Regions from separate parts of the Homo sapiens genome. Here region 1 is linked to region 2. A link is an interaction called in ENCODE POLR2A ChIA-PET data of the cell type or tissue named here. Cell type or tissue: GM12878. All regions are shown on one strand. Region 1 overlaps KLHDC10 (kelch domain containing 10). Region 2 overlaps COPG2 (coat protein complex I subunit gamma 2).

The links. Peaks named below come from ENCODE experiments on the same cell type or tissue, not always from the same donor. Only the 100,000 strongest peaks of a DNase experiment are listed, where the experiment ranks them.
Region 1: POLR2A ChIA-PET joins it to region 2 with 6 read pairs; 2 of 35 experiments call an interaction of 5 or more read pairs at or near these places.

The regions. Positions count from the first base shown.
Region 1 is chr7:130,107,299-130,111,298 of GRCh38, reverse strand. The region is part of intron 2 of KLHDC10 (kelch domain containing 10); the gene reads right to left. Among named protein-coding and RNA genes, the nearest start is that of LINC03008, 32 kb to the left of the region's middle. In GM12878, no CTCF peak of the experiment used is centred here; no DNase peak of the experiment used is centred here.
Region 2 is chr7:130,647,410-130,651,409 of GRCh38, reverse strand. All of the region lies in intron 5 of COPG2 (coat protein complex I subunit gamma 2), which reads left to right. Among named protein-coding and RNA genes, the nearest start is that of COPG2, 19 kb to the left of the region's middle. In GM12878, no CTCF peak of the experiment used is centred here; a DNase peak (open chromatin) is centred at 2,149; H3K27ac peaks cover 963 bases.

The DNA.
Region 1 (4,000 bases), 540 kb after region 2:
TTTCATTCACCTCTGCATTATTATAAAATGATTAAGATATTGTCATTTGTTTCGAATAATTTCATGTTTTGATTTTTTATATTCAGAATTCGAATACATCAGAATTTATATTTTTGTGTGTTGTATAAGGTAGGGCTCTAATTTTTCCTCCCAAAATAAACAGGCTACTGTCCCCAAACCACTTAAAGAAAGCCACCCCTCCTATACTTATTTGAAATGCCACCTTTACCATATACTAAATCGACATGTTCTAGAGTAGAATTAGGAAAATCCCAATATTCAGGTCTAATCCCCTTGGACACAAAATTTATTGCTCTTTAAGAATATATGAATGTAAATATATATAAACAATATGTAAATATATAAAAGAACATCACAGAAGCTTAAATACAAAAGCTTGTAAATAAAGTAGTACATAACATTTACTGCTTAGTAAGTCTATTACTTACAAGATGTAGCCACCTACAGATGTGCTAATGAACATTTGTGGTGAGGCCATTTTAAAAAAAAACTTATTATTAAAAGTATTCATTAGTTATAAATATCGAACAGCCTAAATGATTAATCAATTTAACTGGTTACTTCTTTCCAAATGTAAAGGCCACAATTACCTCTACCACAAAAGACAGGTCTTCTGTTGGACCTAGAAGCCTCAAGGAAAGCCAAGGAAGTTTGATCCAGTTAGCTCTCCCATATCCCCCAAAAGGCAGGTACAACTTTTTACTACTCCCAGAGCCCAAGTTGCTCAGACCAAAGCAATCCATTCACACCAGCCCACAATATTACTTGTTGGTTATATAAGCATCTCCTACCACAGGGCCTCCCAAAGTGCTGGGATTACAGGTGTTAGTCACCATGCCTGGCCCTCATTACCACATTGTTTTAATTATTATAGCTTTGAACTATCTTTCAATATTTAGAACAAATTCCCTTTTGTATTACTTTTTCCCAAAAACTTCTAGTTATTTTTCTCCATTTACTTTTGCAATGAATTTTAGAATGAGTTTGTTAAGTCTATAAAAAGTCCCATGGACAGACAGCATCTTATCCAGGTGATCAAAATTAACATCACCAGTAATGGGACAAATCAATCAACATCATGTGCAATGAGATGATCACAATATTATTTCAGTGGTAGTCCTGCCAAAAATATATAAGCTGAATGTAACTATGAGAAAATGGGGAGAAACCCAAACAAAGGGACGTTTTACAATATACCTAGCCTGCAACTGTTCAAAAATATCAATGTCAAAAAGACAAACGCTGAGAAACTGTTCAACACTGAAGGAGGCTAAAGATACATGACAACAGAATGTAACACACAATCTCAGATTTTCTACTGCTATTAAAGAACATTATTGGCCCAGCACGGTGGGTCATGCCTGTAATCCCAGCACTATGGGAGGCTGAGGCGGGCAGATTGCCTGAGGTCAGGAGTTTGAGACCAGCCTGACTAACATGGTGAAACCCTATCTCTACTAAAAATACAAAAATTAGCCACGCGTGGTGGTGGGCACCTGTGATCCCAGCTACTCGGGAGGCTGAGGCATGAGAATCGCTTGAAACTGAGAGGTGGAAGTTGCAATGAGCTGAGATTGCACCACTGCACTCCAGCCTGGGCAACAGAGTGAGACTCCGTCTCAAAACAAACAAACAAAAAGAACATTATTAGGATAGTGGCAAAATAATAATGGCAAAATCTGAAACAAGGTCTGTAACTTATATAGTAGTATTAATTGTACCCATTATTTATAGGGTTAATAATCAGTGTTGATGCCTAATTTTGATACAGGTTCTGCAGTTATGGAAGAGAATGTCTGTTTTTCAGGAGCAAACACTTTGGTACACAGACATAAAGAGATATGGCAAAATAGTGAAACCCTATCTGTACCGACCCTGCCAAAAAAAATTAGCCAGGCATGGTGGCACATTCCTGTAGTCCCAGCTACGTGGGTGGCTGAGGTGGGCTGGAGGATCGCTTGAGTGCAGTAAGCTATGATTGCACCCCTGCACTTCAGCCTGGGTGACAGAACAAAACTTCATCTCTAAAAAAAATTAAATTTTAAAAAATTAAAAAAAAAAAAAAGAGACCTGCTGGGCTCAGTGGCTCACATCTGTAATCCCAGCACTGTGGGAGGCCAAGGCGGGTGGATCACTTGAGATTAGGAGTTCGAGACCAGCCTGGTCAACACGGTGAAACCCTGACCCTACTAAAAAAATACAGGGTGTGGTGGCGCACACCTGCAGTCCCAGCTACTCAGGAGGCTGAGGCGGAAGAATCACTTAGACCCCGGAGGCGGAGGCTGCAGTGAGCTGAGATGGCGCTGTTGCACTCCAGCCTGGGCGACAGGGTGACAGCCTGTCTCAAAAAAAGAGAGAGAGAGCAAGACATCATGTCTGCAATTTTCAAATGGTTGAAACAGAAAAATATGTATGTGCGTATTGTGTATAAAGGGGGGAAGGGAGAGAGGAGAGGGAGCAGGATAAAGTAAAAGACAAAATAACATTTGGGGAATCTGGGTAAAGGATACAGGAGACATTTTTTTCCCTTTTCTTTCTTTTTTTTTTTTTTTGTTTGAGATGGGGTCTCGCTCTGTCGCCCAGGCTGGAGTGCAATGACTCAATCTTGGCTCATTGCAACCTCCACCTCCCGAGCTCAAGCGATCCTTCCACCTCAGCATCCTGATGAGTGCTGGGACCACAGGCGCGCACCACCACGCCCAGCTTTTTTTTTTTTTTTTTGGATATTTGGTAGAGACGGCGTTTCGTCTCGTTGCCCAGGCTGGTCTTGAGGCGGCTAACTCCTGAGTTTAAGCGATCCACCTGCCTCGGCCTCCCACAGTGCTGGGATTACAGGCGTGAGCCACCGTGCCCGGCCAGGATACAGGAGAATTTCTACCATTTTTGCAATTTTTGCAATTAAACCGGAAGTTCTATGGCAATTAAAATTCTATTTTTAAAAAGTCCCTTGAGGATTTTATCTGGGATAACCCATTAAGGAACATAATCCCTAGCCATTTATTCTTGTCTTTTTTGATGTCCATGAGTATAGTTTCTTTTTTCTTTTTTTTTGAGACAAGTCTCGCTCTGTCGCCCAGGCTGGTGTACAGTGGCGCGATTTCGGCTCACTGCAACTTCCGCCTCCGGGTTCAGGCGATTCTCCCACCTCAGCGTCTGGAGTAGCTGGGACTCCAGGCGCACACGACCTCAACCAGCTAGTTTTTTTTTGTTTTGTTTTTTGTTTTTTTTTTCCCGGGGAAGGGTTTTTTGTTTTGTTTTGTTTGGAGACGGAGTCTTGCTCTGTCCCCCAGGCTGGGGTGCAGTGGCGCGGTCTCACCTCACTGCAACCTCCGCCTCCCGGGTTCCAGCCATTCTCCACCCTCAGCCTCCAGAGTAGCTGGGACTACGGTACGGGCCACCGCGTCCGGCTCTTTTTTTTTTTTTTTTTTTTTTTTGAGACGGAGTCCCACTCTGTCGCCCAGGCTAGAGTGCAGTGACGCGATCTTGGCTCACTGCAACCTCTGCCTCCTGGGTTCGAGCAATTCTCCCGCCTCAGCCTCCCGAGTAGCTGGGATTACAGGCGTGCACCACGACGCCCGGCTAATTTTTGTATTTTTAGTAAAGACTGGGTTTCGTCATGTTGGCCAGGCTGGTCTTGAATTCTTGACCCCACGTGAACCGCCCACCTCGGCCTCCCAAAGCGCTGGGATTACAGGCGTGAACCATGGCACCTGGTCGCCCAGCTAGTTTTGTATTTCATCAAGTTTCATTGTTTTATTGTTTTTTTATTTCTAAGTACTTTATAAATTTCCATACAATTGTAACTAGATACCTCTTTTATTTTGTAATTGGTTGCTGTTAATATATAGGAAGGTGGTTTTTTGCAAGTTTAAATTTTGTCCAGCCAATTTTCTGAACTCTAGTATTAGTTATCATGAATTATCTTGAATTTTATAGGTAGACAATCAGATCATCTGTTATTAATGCCAACTTTAACTCT
Region 2 (4,000 bases):
GGGAGGTGGAGATTGCGGTGAGCCGAGATCGTGCCACTGCACTCCAGCCTGGGTGACAGAGCGAGACTCAGTCTCAGAAAAAAAAAACATTTTATGTATATATATAAAAAATGTGGATAGAAGTTATACAGACTTATCTCTGGATAGTTGGGATTGTGGCTGATATTTATTTTCTTTTAAACTTTTTATAATTTGCAAATGTCCTAGAATAAGTATATATAATTTATAGTTCTAAGTGTGTAATGAACATTATTTTTAAAATAGTTGCCTTTTTAATTACTATAACTCATTGAAGTGAATCTGGTTTTGTATAACATAATAAATTGTAGAGGAGGGTGCTTGTGTTTAACCAGTAGTAGTATGGAATGTAGTTTCAATTAGGAAAGCTTTCAGCTGAAAATAACAGAAAAGCAGATGTAAACAGTGACATAAACAAGATGGGAGTTTATTTTTTCTCATATAATCGTAAGTCTAGAGGCTTGGAGTAGCTGGTGTTGGCTCAGTCATTCAGCAGTGTCAGGGTAGTGTCTCTTGAATTCTTTGGACATTCTCCATTGTTGCAAAATAGATGCCCAAATTACTGGCAATGTACCATATTCAAGGCTAGAGGGGTCCTGGGAAGGAAGCCAGGGAAGGCCACACCATCTGCCTCTTTCATCAGGAATCTAATATCTTTTCCCAAGGCAATTTTTAGATTTCACTTGGCACAACTGTGTTATATGACTATCCTTAGGAAGCCAGGAAAGTGAGTATTTAGTATTTTATAGCCCAAGTATTAGGGACAGAAAAGGGAGAAGGGGTTGAAAATGGATGTCGGATTAGTTAACTAATGGTGTCTACCACAAGTAAAAAAACAAACAAATGAACAAAAAAACCCAGAAAACCTTCAGTTAGATTGCTAGATTCACTAATATTTTGAAAATTTTAAAATAAATTAGTTGTTGACTGAGAGTTTTTTGTTTGTTTCTTTTAGCGCTGTCAATACTTGCCTCTGAGTTTTGCTAGGCTACCTTGAATTATGGTGTATTTCTATTAATAGTTCATTTTAAGTGATTAGTAGTTGTGGTAGGCAGGATAATAGTGACCCAAAGATGTCCACGTCCCAATTCCTAGGACCTGTGAATATGTACATTACATGGCAAAAGGGAATTAAGATTGCAAAACAGCAGATAGGGAGATTATTTTGGATCATTCAGGTGGGCCCTTTAAGGACTACACTTCTTAAAAATGGAAGTGGGATGCAGAAGAGGCGTCAGTAAGAGATGTGATGATGGAAACAAGGTCAGAGATGCAGTGTTGCTGGATTTGGAGATGGGGGAAGAGGGCCATGAGTCAAGGAATGTGGTAACCTCTAGAGACTGGAAAAAGCAAGGATTCACCCTTCTAGCCTCCGGAAAGGACTGTAGCCCTACCGATATCTTGATTTTAGCCCAGTGAGACAAGTGTTGGACTTCTAACTTTTATAACTGTAAGATAAAGAAATGAATGTTGTATTTTCCTCTAAGTTTGTGGTACTTTGTTACAGCAGCAATAGAAGACTAATGCAGATTTTGGTACCTGGAAGTGGGGTGCTGCCGTAACAAATACCTAAAAATGTGGAAGTAGCTTTGGAATTATGCAGTGAGCACATCTGGAAGAATTTTGAGGTGCAAGATAGAAAACGCCTAGATTGCCATGACAATAGAAATATGGATGTTAATGACTCTATTAGACTTAGAAAAAAGTGAGCAGCAGGATAGAGAAAACATTTATCATCTTAGAGAATACCTAAATCATTGTGAACAGATGGTGGAAATGCATTAAAGGTGCTGGCTCAGAGGAAAATGTTGGGAATTAGAGGAAAAGGGATCCCTGTTATAGTGGCAGAAAGCTCATCAGGCTTGTATACTGCAATTACATGGAAAGGAGGACTTACAAACAGTGAACTTGGATGTTTAACTGAAGAGATTTCCAAGCAAAGTGTTGAAGTTATGGCCTAGTTATGGCCTAGTTTCTTTTTGCCACTAATAGTAAAATTGAAAGTAGAGAAATAAGTCAAGAAGAGACCTGTTAAACAAAAAGGAACCAGGGCTTGATGATTTTGGAAATTCTTAGTCTACCCAAGTGGCTAAGGGTGCTAAAGTCAGGAGTTTCACGGTCAGGAAAACGTGCTCTAAAGAAAAAGCCAAAGGAGTCACTGCACAACCTTTTGCTGAAACCTCAGAAAGATGAAAAGGTCAGAGCATTCACTCACACAAAACACTGAAGAGATCAAGGGGTGTGACTCATAGATTCCCTTAGCATCTAAGTAGAAGCCAGAAATAGAGATGGGATTATCTAGGCAAGATCTGTGGAGGAGCCTCTTGTCTAATGGAGTGAGTCTCTGTACTTATACAGTAGACCCACAAGGTTTTTGAGAATTCTACGTCAGCAGCAACTCAGAGCTAGAGAGAGAGGATGAAGTGAAAGACTCAAAGAGGAGGCAAAATTCCTCTTCATCTGTGGACCTATGGAATTAGAAAAGAAATGAGAGGATGAAGTGAAAGAAGGCTATCAGAGCCCCAAATTCTATAGGCAGGAAACAAGCCGATGAAACTACTCAGCTTTAAATACACGCTGGTTACCCTTTATGAAAAAGGAAGGAAGACTCTGAGGGCAAAAGGGCAGTCCTGTAGGGTGGAACTGAGAACTTTACAGAATTCTGCCCGTGCAGAGACCTATTCCAGGTTGCCTAACTGGATTTCAGAATTGCTTGGGACCAATGATGTCTTCCCTTTCACTTTCTTTCATTTTGAATGGGAATATCTGTAACTATATCCTACGGCAGTCCCGTCCTTGTATTTTGGGAGCAGGGGATTTCTTTTCTAATTCCGTAGGTCCGAAGATGGAGAGGAATTTTGCCTCAGGATGGATTATACCAAGAGTCTCACCCACACCAAATTTAGATTTTGATAATAAGATTGAGATTTTTGAGTCCATGAGATTTAGATGAGATTTTGGACTTTGAATTGATGCTGCAGTGTGTTGAGACTTTGGGGGGATCTTGGAAGGGGGTGAATGAATGTATTTTGCTTGTGAAATGGACATAGCCCTAATGACACAGTGATTTTAGCCCAGTGAGACTTATGTTGGACTTCTAATCTACAGAACTGAAAATAATAAATTCATGTTGTTTTAAGCCACTAATTGTGGTAATTTGTTACAGCAGGAATAGAAAACTAATATTATAGATGACCTTTCTGTATGCATAGAAAATTTGTTGGCTTGGCAAGAAACCATGGAGATTAAAAAAATCTGAAGGCACATACTTCACAAAAGAATATATGCAAATGGCCAATAAGCACAATGTTCTTAACATTATTAGTCATCAGGGAAATGCAAATTAAAATCTTAGTGAGATAGGCTGGGCACGGTGGCTCACGCGTGTAATCCCAGCACTTTGGGAGGCCGAGGTGGGTGGATCATGAGGTCAGGAGATCGAGACCGTCCTGGCTAACACGGTGAAACCCTGTCTCTACTAAAAATACAAAAAATTAGCTGGGCGTGGTGGCAGGCATCTGTAGTCCCAGCTACTCAGGAGGCTGAGGCAGGAGAATTGCTTGAACCCGGGAGGCGGAGGTTGTGGTGAGCCGAGATCATGCCACTGCACTCCAGCCTGGGCGACCGAGTGAGACTTCGTCTCGAAAAAAAAAAAAAAAAATCTTAATGAGGTACAGCATACCCACTAGAATGGTTACAACAAAAAAGCTTGACAATACCAAAATAAAAAAGCCTATTCCAATATCGAACATTTGGAACAATTGAAACTCCCATACACTGTAGATAGGAATGTAGAATGATACAACCACCGTAGAAAAGTTTTGGCAGTTTCTTATAAAGTTAATTATATACCTGCCCTGTGACCAGTAATACCCCTTCTAGGTATTTACTCAAGGAAAATGAATACATATATGGCCACAAAAAAGACTGTACAAGAATGTCATAACAGCCTTATGAGGGTTCTTCAAAAAGTTTGTGGGAA